Linked DNA regions of Homo sapiens: region 2 is linked to region 1. A link is a loop called in an ENCODE intact Hi-C map of the cell type or tissue named here. Cell type or tissue: Calu3. All regions are shown on one strand. Links, peaks and the distances in the headings refer to the core of each region. The heading gives the core; the rest is flanking DNA. Region 1 overlaps SP140 (SP140 nuclear body protein). Region 2 has its middle 4.7 kb from the start of SP100.

Region 1 (2,500 bases), core at 1-2,500:
AATTTGAATAAATGGCTTCATTTTAGGTTAACTTGGAGTAGGAAAAATGAAAACATTTTATTATATCTGCATTTATTTCTTCTCTGGTGCTCTTTCTTTCTCTATGTAAATCTGAGTTTCTGGCCCACATCATTTTTCCCTTTGCATGAAGAAATTCTTTTTTTTTTTTTTTTTTTTTTTTTTTTTGAGATGGAGTCTCACTCTGTTGCCCAGGCTGGAGTACAGTGGTGCAATCTCGGCTCTCTGCACACTCCGCCTCCTGGGTTCACGCCATTCTCCTGCCTCAGCCTCCTGAGTAGCTGGGACTACAGGCGCCCACCACCACGCCTGGCTAATTTTTTGTATTTTTAGTAGAGACGGGATTTCACCATGTTAGCCAGGATGGTCAAGAAATTCTTTTAACATTTTCACATGGAGTAGGCTTTCTGGCAAAGAATTTCCTCAGTTTTTGTTTGTTTGAGAAAATCTTTATTTCTACTTTACTTGGAAGGTTAATTTCACAGGATATGGAAGCCTACATAGGCTTTTTTTTTCTTTCATCACTTTAAATATTTCTTTCCACTTTCTTTGCTTGCATGGTTTTTAATGAGAAATCTGATGTAATTTTATCCTTGTTCTTTCACAGGTAGGGGTTTTTTGTTTTTTTTCCCTACCCCCTGGCTTTTTTCAATATTTTCTCTGTCTTTCGTATTCTGCAGTTTGAATATAAAATTGTAATTGCCAAACTAGACTCTTCTTGTCCATTGCCCAGAAAAGCCACACATTGAGAATAGTAGGAGTTGCAGGAGAGAGAGAATTTAATAATCGCAGGGCCAGCCAAGCGGGAGATGTTTCTGAAATCCATCTCCCCAAGAATTCAGAGACTAGGCTTTTTAAAGGATAGTTAGGCAGACAGGGGGCTGGGGAACAGGGAAGTGCTGATTGCTTAGGTTGGGAATGAAATCACAGGGGGTTGAAGCTGTGTTCTTGTGCTGAGTCATTTCCTGGGTAGGGGTCACAGGACCTGGTTACCAATCCTGTGGTATTAGCTGTTCCATTAGAATGCAAGGTCTGAAAAATACCTCAAACCCCAGTCTTAGGTTTTACAATACTGAAGTTATCTATAGGAGCAATTGCGGTGGTTATGGATCATGTGACCTCCAGCTACATGACTCCTGAACCATAATTCTAATCTTGTATCCAATTTGTTAGTTTTACAAAAGTGGTTTTGGTCCCAGAGCAAGGAGGGGGTAAGTTTTGGGAAGGGATTGTTATAATCTTTGTTTTAAAGTTAAACTATAAACTAAATTCTTCTCATTGTTAGCTTGGCATACACCCAGGAATGAGCAAGGACAGCTTGTGAGGTTAGAAGCAAGATGGAGTCAGTTAATTTAGATTCCTCTCACTGTCATGATTTTTGCAAAGGTGGTTTCAATATGTCTAAGTCTAGATCATTTGATATTTATGCAGCTTGGTGTTTGATGAGTTTCCTGAATCTGTGGTTTGTTGTCTGTCATTACTTTTGGAAAATTCTTGGCTATCACTACTTGAATATTTCTTCTGCTCTATTTTCTCTTTCTTCTCCTTCTCGTATTCCAATTACATATTTGTCACACTTTCTGAAATTATTCCAGCATTCTTGGATATTGTGTTCTGTTTTGTTTTTTCCTTTTTTTTTCCTCTTTGCATTTCTATTTGAGAAGTTTCTTTTGACATATCTTCAATTCACTGATTCTTTCCTTGGCCATGTCCAGGCTACTGATGAACTCATCAAAGGTATTCTTCATTTCTGTTACATTGTTTTTCATTTCTAGCATTTCATTTTTCATTATGTCTTTGAGTTGTCATCTTTCTGCTCACTTAACCATCTGTTCATGCGTATTGTGTGCTTTTTTCTTTAGAGCCCTTAACATATTAACTAACCATAGTTATTTTAAATTTCTGTCTAAAAACTTGAAAATCCATCATATCTGAGTCTGGTTTTGATGATTACTTTGTCTCTTCACACTGTGTTACTTCTTGCCTTTTGGCATGTCTTATAATTTTTTTTTTAAGTCAGACATGATAAGTCAGGTAATAGGAACTGAGGCAAATAAGCCTTCAATGTGAGGTTTTATATTAATCTGGGTAGGAAATGGGCCATATCTAATGTTTGTTCTAGCTGTAGGTGGCAGAGGTGTCAAATTCCTCTAGCGTTCTTGTTTTTCTTTCCCCTGCTTTCTCTGGGTTTCTCTGAGAACTCCTTTTTAAATAGTCTGTTTCTTGTAGTTCTTCCAGCTGTAATCTGCTCTTATTATACAGGAACCCTGTTGATGGAATGGTAACGTGTCAGAGGGGGAAGTGGTCTATAATCTTATGATTACATCTCGATCTTTTAATGGAACTGCACCTTGGGCTATTACTTTTAAAAGAATTTCTCCCTCCACCCTTTTTTTTCAATTTTTTTGAGATGGAGTCTTGCTTTGTTGCCCAGGCTATAGTGCAGTGGCGTGGTCTCGGCTCACTGCAACTTCTGCCTCCT
Region 2 (7,654 bases), core at 2,844-5,343, 180 kb after region 1:
AAAAGAAACTAGATCATGTCCTTTGCAGGGGCATGGATGGAGCTCGAAGCCATTATCCTTAGCAAACTAATGCAGGAACAGAAAATCAAGTACCATATGTTCTCACTTGTAAGTGGGAGCTGAACAACGAGAACACATGGACATAGGGAGGGGAACAACACACTGGGGACTGTTGTTGGGGGCAGGGGAAGAGAGAGGATCAGGATAAATAGCTAATGCATGCAGGGCTTCATATCTTGGTGATGGGTTGATAGGTGGTGCAAACCACCATGGCACACATTTACCTGTGTAACAAACCTGCACGTCCTGCACATGTATCCCAGAGCTTAAAATTAAATTAAATTTAGAAAAAAAAAGAAAAGAATCCAATCACAAAAGACCACATAATTTATTATTCCATTTATATGAAATGTTTAGAATAGGTAAATCCATAGAGACAGAAAGTAGATTGATTGGTGGTTGCCTAATGCTGGGAGGTTGAGGGGAAATGGGTATGTGGTTTCTTTTTATGGTGACAAAAATGTTCTGAAATTGATTGTGGTGATGTTAAAAAGCCCTATGAACATACTACATAAATTTGAATTGTACAATTTAAATGGGTAAATCGTATGGTATGTTAATTGTATCTCAATAAAGCTGTTAAAAAAATAAAAAAGAGAGAGACCCAATTTATCTAGGGTAGACAAAAGTTACTTCGATGATGATATCACAGTGCCTCACAGAAAGGGCCGGAAGGCAGGGTTACAGAGTTGGCAAATGGCCCTGGAAAAGGGCAGGAATCAGAGCATTTCCAGGCAATCATGCAACAGGAATGACACAGCCATTCCCTAAGGATGTTAAGATTTTACTAAATGTTGTTGTTGATTTTTTTAACCTCTCACAATACTTCACTCAAAAGCTCAACTCCCCCCAAACAGCATCTGGCTGGCCTGGCCTGCTCAATGGCCAGCATTGTGATTAACAGCCCCTCACTCCTACACCCAGAAGGGAGAGCTCCTTCACCCAAAGGAACCAGGGACTGTTAGGCAAGGGGGATGGAGGAGGCTGGACAGCCAAGGAAATCACAGCTGACTGAGGAAACCCACCTGGGACACTCACAGCCTAGACCACTGCTGTCTAATGGAGGAATAGGGGCAATTCCAGGCCAGTCAGAGAGGTGGAATTGCTGGGGGATGCCAAGTTCCTTGGGTACACAGGAGCAGGTAACTGTTTCGCCATTGTCCTGTGCTGCGGAGGCAAAGACTGAGTTGGTCACTGTTCATCTGACATGAAACTACCCCTTACTACATTATATCAACACCGAGATATTTCTCTCCTGAAATATTTGTTCACATTTTCCCCTGAACCCCGTGGTGTGTGGGACTGAAAGAGTCTACACTGGTTCATACAAGGACGGCACACTCCATGGTCGTGTAGTGTGGCCCCAGGAATGTTAAGCTGGAAACTAGGGTATGGTGTGTTCAGGGAAGGGGGTGACTCCTCTGCTGAGACACTTGATTACATCTTTAACTGTGTCCTGCTGGAGCTGCTGGGAAGGTGGGTAGGACCACTTTCCATCCCCTGATCACCTCATCCTCCAGAGGGTTCATCCACAGTTGCCTGAGTCTGGATGGGGAGGAGGATGTAGGATCTCAGCCTTGAGATCTCAGGACCTTGAGTCTTGGCCATATAATGATGTAGCCACCACTTCTGGCTCTCTCTGGTGTCTGTTTTCACTCCTCTGAGTCTCACAGAATGGGATTGTGCCCATGACTGGTGCACTCTGCATGCCAGTGGATAGGTCTGCTCTTAGATGTTTTTGTAACGTCTGTGTCAGTACATGTGGCCCAGAGTGCTGTACAGGAGCTGGCTGGTGCTTTTTGTTTTGTGCTTATTCAGGAAATACAAGAAATAACTCCTGGGTTCCTGCATTGTGCCATTGTCTGAATGATAAATGGTAAATCCCGGCCCCACTTCCTCATGCACCCCCCAGTGGGGAAGCACCTAATTTCCAATTCTGGATTCTTACAAGCACAGCTCAAGACTATCATTATTGTCATCACAGCTCAGCCTGGAATCCAGGCTCTGGGATAAATGTGAGCCCCTCACTTCCATAGCTCCACATTCAATGGGCTGAACACCCTTTAGAATTATTCATGAGAGAGGGTGTGATAGACCATAGATGGTATGGGCAGAGGGGTCTCCAATTCTCTCTGGAAAGGAGAGTGTCACCTACTAGACTGAGTCCACTGGCCATTCCCAAGTGGCTAATAGCTGCAGAAATGGATCTACGTCAGGGAACACTTTATTCCCTTATACACCAAGAAAATGGATCAGTAGCAGATGAGATGAATGAGTTTCCAACTTCAATGCCATTGTTTTGGAAACCAGCAAAACTGTGCCAGTATGTTGCCCAGAAAAACATCAGACCAGAACACCCTGGAAGCCATCTGCTCCCCAAAAAACTATTCTACCTGGCAGTTTTATAGCCCACCTGCCCCTGAGAGCCTTATCCCAAGGTAAGACACAGGATATCCAGCAAAACCTGGTTCCCAGGGCCACTTCATGACCTGGCCGGACCAGGCGGTCATCCTGTGTTAGTGGGCTGGGGCCCCATAGGATGTCAACCTGTTCCCTGAGCACAGCATTTGTACCCATGAGAAACAGGTGCACCAGTTAGGAGAAATGCACAGGGCTGTCCCACCAGTTCTGGAGTCATCCTTGGCCCTGGGAAGAGCTCATTAGACTTTATTTTGGATTTCCCCTAGAGCAGATGTTATGACTGACAGTCTAACAAGACCCACCTCATCCTCAAAACAGGGTCTTCTCAGCCCTTGCTAGGCAAAGGTGCCCTGGGAGAGCCCCCCAGTGCTCTGGTCAGCTGTCTCCCACCCACATTTCCAGGAGGAGCACCTGTGGAAAGGCAGACTCCACCCCTTCCCTGCACATCTCCGCCAGACAATGGTTGGCAGATGGGCATTGGCCTTTGCTGGAACTGTACCTCCTGTCTCATAACCTGTCTCGTAACCACTAAATCTTCATGAAGCTACACTTTCCAACCCTGCGCTTCCTTTATTCTGTTCAGCAATACTGAGGAACCTGCCAGGGACCCTCCTCTTCATAGAAGCACCCACTTGCAAGCCCAAAGAAGCAGAAGCTGCTGCCCAGCAGGTGCTGGTGGAGACCATCTGGAGGGGCCACCAGGTATCTCCTTCCCTCGCCACACATGCATCACCTGGCAGTCCTAAGATCTAGGACAGTCTGCGGGCCATTCCAGCTCACCATGGTAAAAGTAATAGACATATGGAGGTTTGCAGAAACATTAGGAGTGCAGACTTGGTAAAAGGCTGCATTGTTCATTCAAGCCTTTCCTGGCTCCAGCCCCAGCCACCAGGCTCCCTCCGCTCCTGGTGGTGTTCAGCCCTGCCTCCTTGGCACCCTGAGGCTCACAAGGAGACCCCAGGCCGACCACAGCTCGAAAGACATTCCTCCTCCTTTCTGAGGGTAGGTCTGACCCCGCAGCCTTAGTTCCATGCTTGTGGAGGCATCCAACATGGAGCTGCCTGGTTCCATATGTCAGGTGACAGCCCCAAGTCTAACGGGGACCCACTGGTGAACACAGGAAGGTGCCACCAGGAATCCCCAGAATGTGAAACATAGTGAGCCTGTAGGGTCGTTCTGTTGCAGTCCAGCAGTTGGGGCTCAAAGTGAAACGAAAGGGAAGGTGAAGCCCCCTCTCCCTCACTCAGGGAGACTGGGTTTCGGGGTGGGGGGCATTGACAAACTTCTGTGCATGAAACGCACTTCTCTGAAGTCTCGTGTCTTCTAATTCACTCCATGCCACCCGTTTTTGCCGTTTGCCCACTATTTTTTAATCCTTTCAACTGCTCAGCATCGAGTCATATCAGTGTGCCCCGCAAGGACAGCAGGAGTGTCCTGCAGGGCCTTAGGGTGCGGGGCAGGCTTAAGGGCTTCAGCCTCCGGGGAGGTGCAGAAGGCAGGGCGGCTTGTGGCTCCGGACGGAATGAAACTCTTAGGGAAGAGGACAGAGACCAGGAGGAGCGAAGGGCAGAGTCCCCCGCCCCTCACGGGCTGAACAGAGGGCAGGCGGCGACCCGGTGGTGCTCGTGAGCTGCCAGAGGGCAAAATGATCTCAGAACCCAGACCTTACATGGGTTCGACTTTATTTAGAAGGAACTACGGCTCTTCTACCACACAATTCGAAGTGTTTGGTGAGCTAGAATCCCGATAAGAGGAGGATTTTCGGTTTCTGTTTCTGCCCAGCCCTGAAGAGGCTGCAGCGCTACGCGCTGCCGGGAGACTGGGCGCCGGCCGGGCGGGGGCGGAGCCCGGAGGAGCGCGGGGCGGCCGCGGGAACGGGAACGCGGGAGGCGGACACGGGGGATGGCGATCACCGACCCCTGCTCGTTGCGCGTGCTCACGGTGTGTCCGTGGCGGGCCTCGCCGGCTAGGTGGCCTCGGAAAGGAGGCATGAGGTGGCGTCCATGGGCCACCAGGACCCTGTGCTGTCCGTCAGTTACCAGGGGACAGGGATCTGCGGATGTTCATCTGCGGATACAACAGGGGCTCAGCTGAAGGACCCTGCGTGATGATGCGGACTCAGGGGTGGCCCTGGGCCAGTCGGTTTCTTCCTGGTGCTGCACAAGGACTGAGGGCGTCCTCCGGATTTCTCATGAATGGTCCCCACCTTCAGAAGGTGGCCAGAGGGACTTCCTGTGTTGTCCAATGCTCCCCTTGTCTTTCTGACTCCCTACAATCCTTCACCCATAGCCTCTTTAGGCCAGTCACTGAGGCTCTGCTGAGCAGGGGACCCTGGTGAGTGGGCCAGGGAGGATCAGACCAGCCTGGTCTCACCCAACTTCCTAAAAGCTGAAATATTGCTACCAAATGCCCGCTGAGCCCGGGGGATAATTGCATCACAATCATGCAATTGCAAGGAGCTATGACCCCAGCCTCTACCCATCTGCGGCACAGATAGAAAAGAACCTCAGAAGAGAGATGTATACCCATGTGCTTGAACCCTTTGAAATATAGGCAAAATGGAGAGACAGACGGCGATCAAAATACCAGCTTTATTCCGGATAAAAGCTGGATTGGGGATGTGGCTTAGATATGTGGCAGTAAAGGGACCCCTAACACTGAACTCCAGAATTGGGCTTATCCGCATGGCCTCAGGCTGTTCCAACTCTCCCCCACGCTATGCAGGCCCCTGTCCTTGTGCACTTGAGCTTGGAGGAGCCAACAGAGTCTTGGTCTCTGCAGGCAGGATGACTCCAGGGACACCCAGCAAAGAGCAGGCTCACTCCCACTCCCAGTCAGAGAAGCGTCCCCTAGAAGATGGGCGGGGACCGGAAGGGACCGGGCCTTGACTGATTGATGTTCCACCTCCTAGAAGGAGACAGTTCGGCAGGACTGGGTGCTCCCACTAAAGATCCCAGGCGCCTGCCCTTCACTCGTCACTTCTACGTCCCTTGGAGGGTGGCCAGGTTCTCTATTCTCATGCCCCAGTGGCACTGTTCCTGTAGCTGCCTCCTGCCCTGAAACTCTCTGGTCCATGATGCCAATGACCTCATCTCAGGTACAGACCTCTGGTTCTCACATGGGGGTCCCAGGTTGAAGAATCACCCCCCACCATGTTACCAGTAGAGGGTCTTGACTGCAAGTTGTCCAGGTTCTTGGCGTTTTGAACAAAGAATTGGACAAAGCGCACAGCAAAGCAAGAAAAGAATGAAGCAACAAAAGAACGAAAGCAGGGATTTATTGAAAATAGAAGTACACTCCACAGTGTGGGAGCAGGCCCAAGCAGTATTCAACGGTCCCGCATACAGAATCTTCTCTGGTCCAAATACCCCCTGGAGGTTTCCCATTGACCACTTGGTGCTCACCTCATGTAAATGAAGTGGCGGCCTGCAATCAGTCTGATTGGTTGAGGAAAGCAACCAACCAGAGGCTGAAGTGAAGTTACAAAGGTCACACTCCTGTGCAAACATCTCATTGGTTGCAGAAAGCAACCAATCAGAGGCTAAAGTGAAATTACAAAGTTGTACTTCTATGCAAAGGAAGACTTGGCCTGCAATCAGTCTGATTGGTTGCAGACAGCAACCCATCAGAGGCTGAAGTAAAGTTACAAAGTTACACTCCTATGCAAAAAACAACTATACACAGGTACTTTCCATTTCCCATTGCCCCACAGAAAAGGTGGGGGTTTGCAAAGGGAGTAGCCTCTGGACCTTTTGTTACTTAGGCATGGAAAGTTAGGGTTTTCCTTTCAATTTAGTTCTAGGAAGTTAGCATGAAATGGCCTTAGGTTCCCTGCCTCCAGACCCTATTCTCCTGCCTCACCCACACCACTGAAGTCTGAACTGAAGCTGCTCTTGGTGAAATGTAAGAGGCCCATCATCTGGCTGGGTGCCCTGCCTGTGGTCCTTCCTCAATCACTGCCTCCCCTGCTTTTGAGTTTTCCAGGCTCCAGTAACTGGAACTACTTCTTGACAACAGAAATATTCCCTATTGCCTGTGCTCCTTGCAGCCATGGAAAATGCCCCAGGAGTTCCATTATTTCCTTCTAAACAGTCCAGCAGGATTTTTAGCTCACATGTCTTCTTAATGTGGTCCCGTCCCTTTCCCAACCCCAGTGTGTCTGACATTGTTTTCTGGATCAGAGAAACTTTGCTTTCTTCACAGAGGCCTACAGATTCTCCATATACCAGCGGAGCATGGTGCATGCTCATCTGTCTCCAACCTCATCTGATGAGAACATCTCCTTCCCTGCTGCCAGGAGGTGCCCCAGCATGGGCATGTCTGCCCGTGAAGTTCAACCCGTAAGGAATTCCCTGCCAGCCTGTGGCTCATTGGTCTGGAATTCCAGGTGCTGCTCTTAGTAGCCCCTAAGCACATCCAGGGAAAAGCTGGCACGTTTATGTCAGTGCCACTCAATGGCCTGAGCCTGCCTGCTGCCCAGAGGCAGCGAGAGGGGAGAACGTGAACCACACCAAAGCATACTGTGTGGTCCATGCCAGGACTTCTTGGGACCAATGTGCCTCATGGAGACTGGGATCAAAGGACAGCTGTGCCCAAAAGAGGCTCAGCTTACCAGCCCTTCAGCCCCATAAAGTCGGGGAGTCATGGGGGGTAGGAAGAATGAGAGAAAGAGAGAGAGACCTACAGGTGAGAGAAAGAGAGAGAGACCTACAGGTGTGCAGTGCCTGATAGAAACAGTGACCTTCGCCCACCGGCAAAGCTGTCCTCACCAATGTCCTGGTGCCTGGTCATTCACTCATGGGGAAAAGAAGAGCAGAAGTAGAGTGAGGGTAGAAAGCCCCTTCCCCCACATTTTCAAATGTACCTGGACAAGCATCCTTATTCACAGCTGGAAGAAGTTGGATTCAGTAGAATGCCATTTGGAAAACACCGTTCTGAAGTGCCATCCCCTCTGGCCCCTGAATCCTCACCAGCTTCCACCCTCTGCTCACCTTGGGCCCTGGATTCCAGCGCCCCCAGGCTCCCAGCTGCCTCCCTGTCTCTGCCCCATGGTCCGGCCTGGAGTTCTGGTCCCTGGTTGTGTCCTGTGGCCCCATTCTCATGCGCCCTTTGCTTCTGTTTCTTTACCTATGACTTTATACTGATGTAAAGCGAGTCTTCTCGGTCGCTTCTT

Evidence for each region. A loop is a pair of places that touch in the nucleus more often than their neighbours do. Peaks named below come from ENCODE experiments on the same cell type or tissue, not always from the same donor. Only the 100,000 strongest peaks of a DNase experiment are listed, where the experiment ranks them.
Region 2: it touches region 1 in a loop (4-fold over the local background); 24 of 110 quality-filtered maps call a loop at or near these places.

Annotation. Positions count from the first base shown.
Region 1 is chr2:230,229,300-230,231,799 of GRCh38, forward strand. All of the region lies in intron 1 of SP140 (SP140 nuclear body protein), which reads left to right. Among named protein-coding and RNA genes, the nearest start is that of SP140, 4.8 kb to the left of the region's middle. In Calu3, for the core only: no CTCF peak of the experiment used is centred there; a DNase peak (open chromatin) is centred at 972.
Region 2 is chr2:230,407,666-230,415,319 of GRCh38, forward strand. No RefSeq gene overlaps it. Among named protein-coding and RNA genes, the nearest start is that of SP100, 4.7 kb to the right of the region's middle. RefSeq lists enhancers at 4,091-4,180, 4,841-4,890 and a silencer at 4,271-4,540. In Calu3, for the core only: no CTCF peak of the experiment used is centred there; DNase peaks (open chromatin) are centred at 4,106 and 4,316.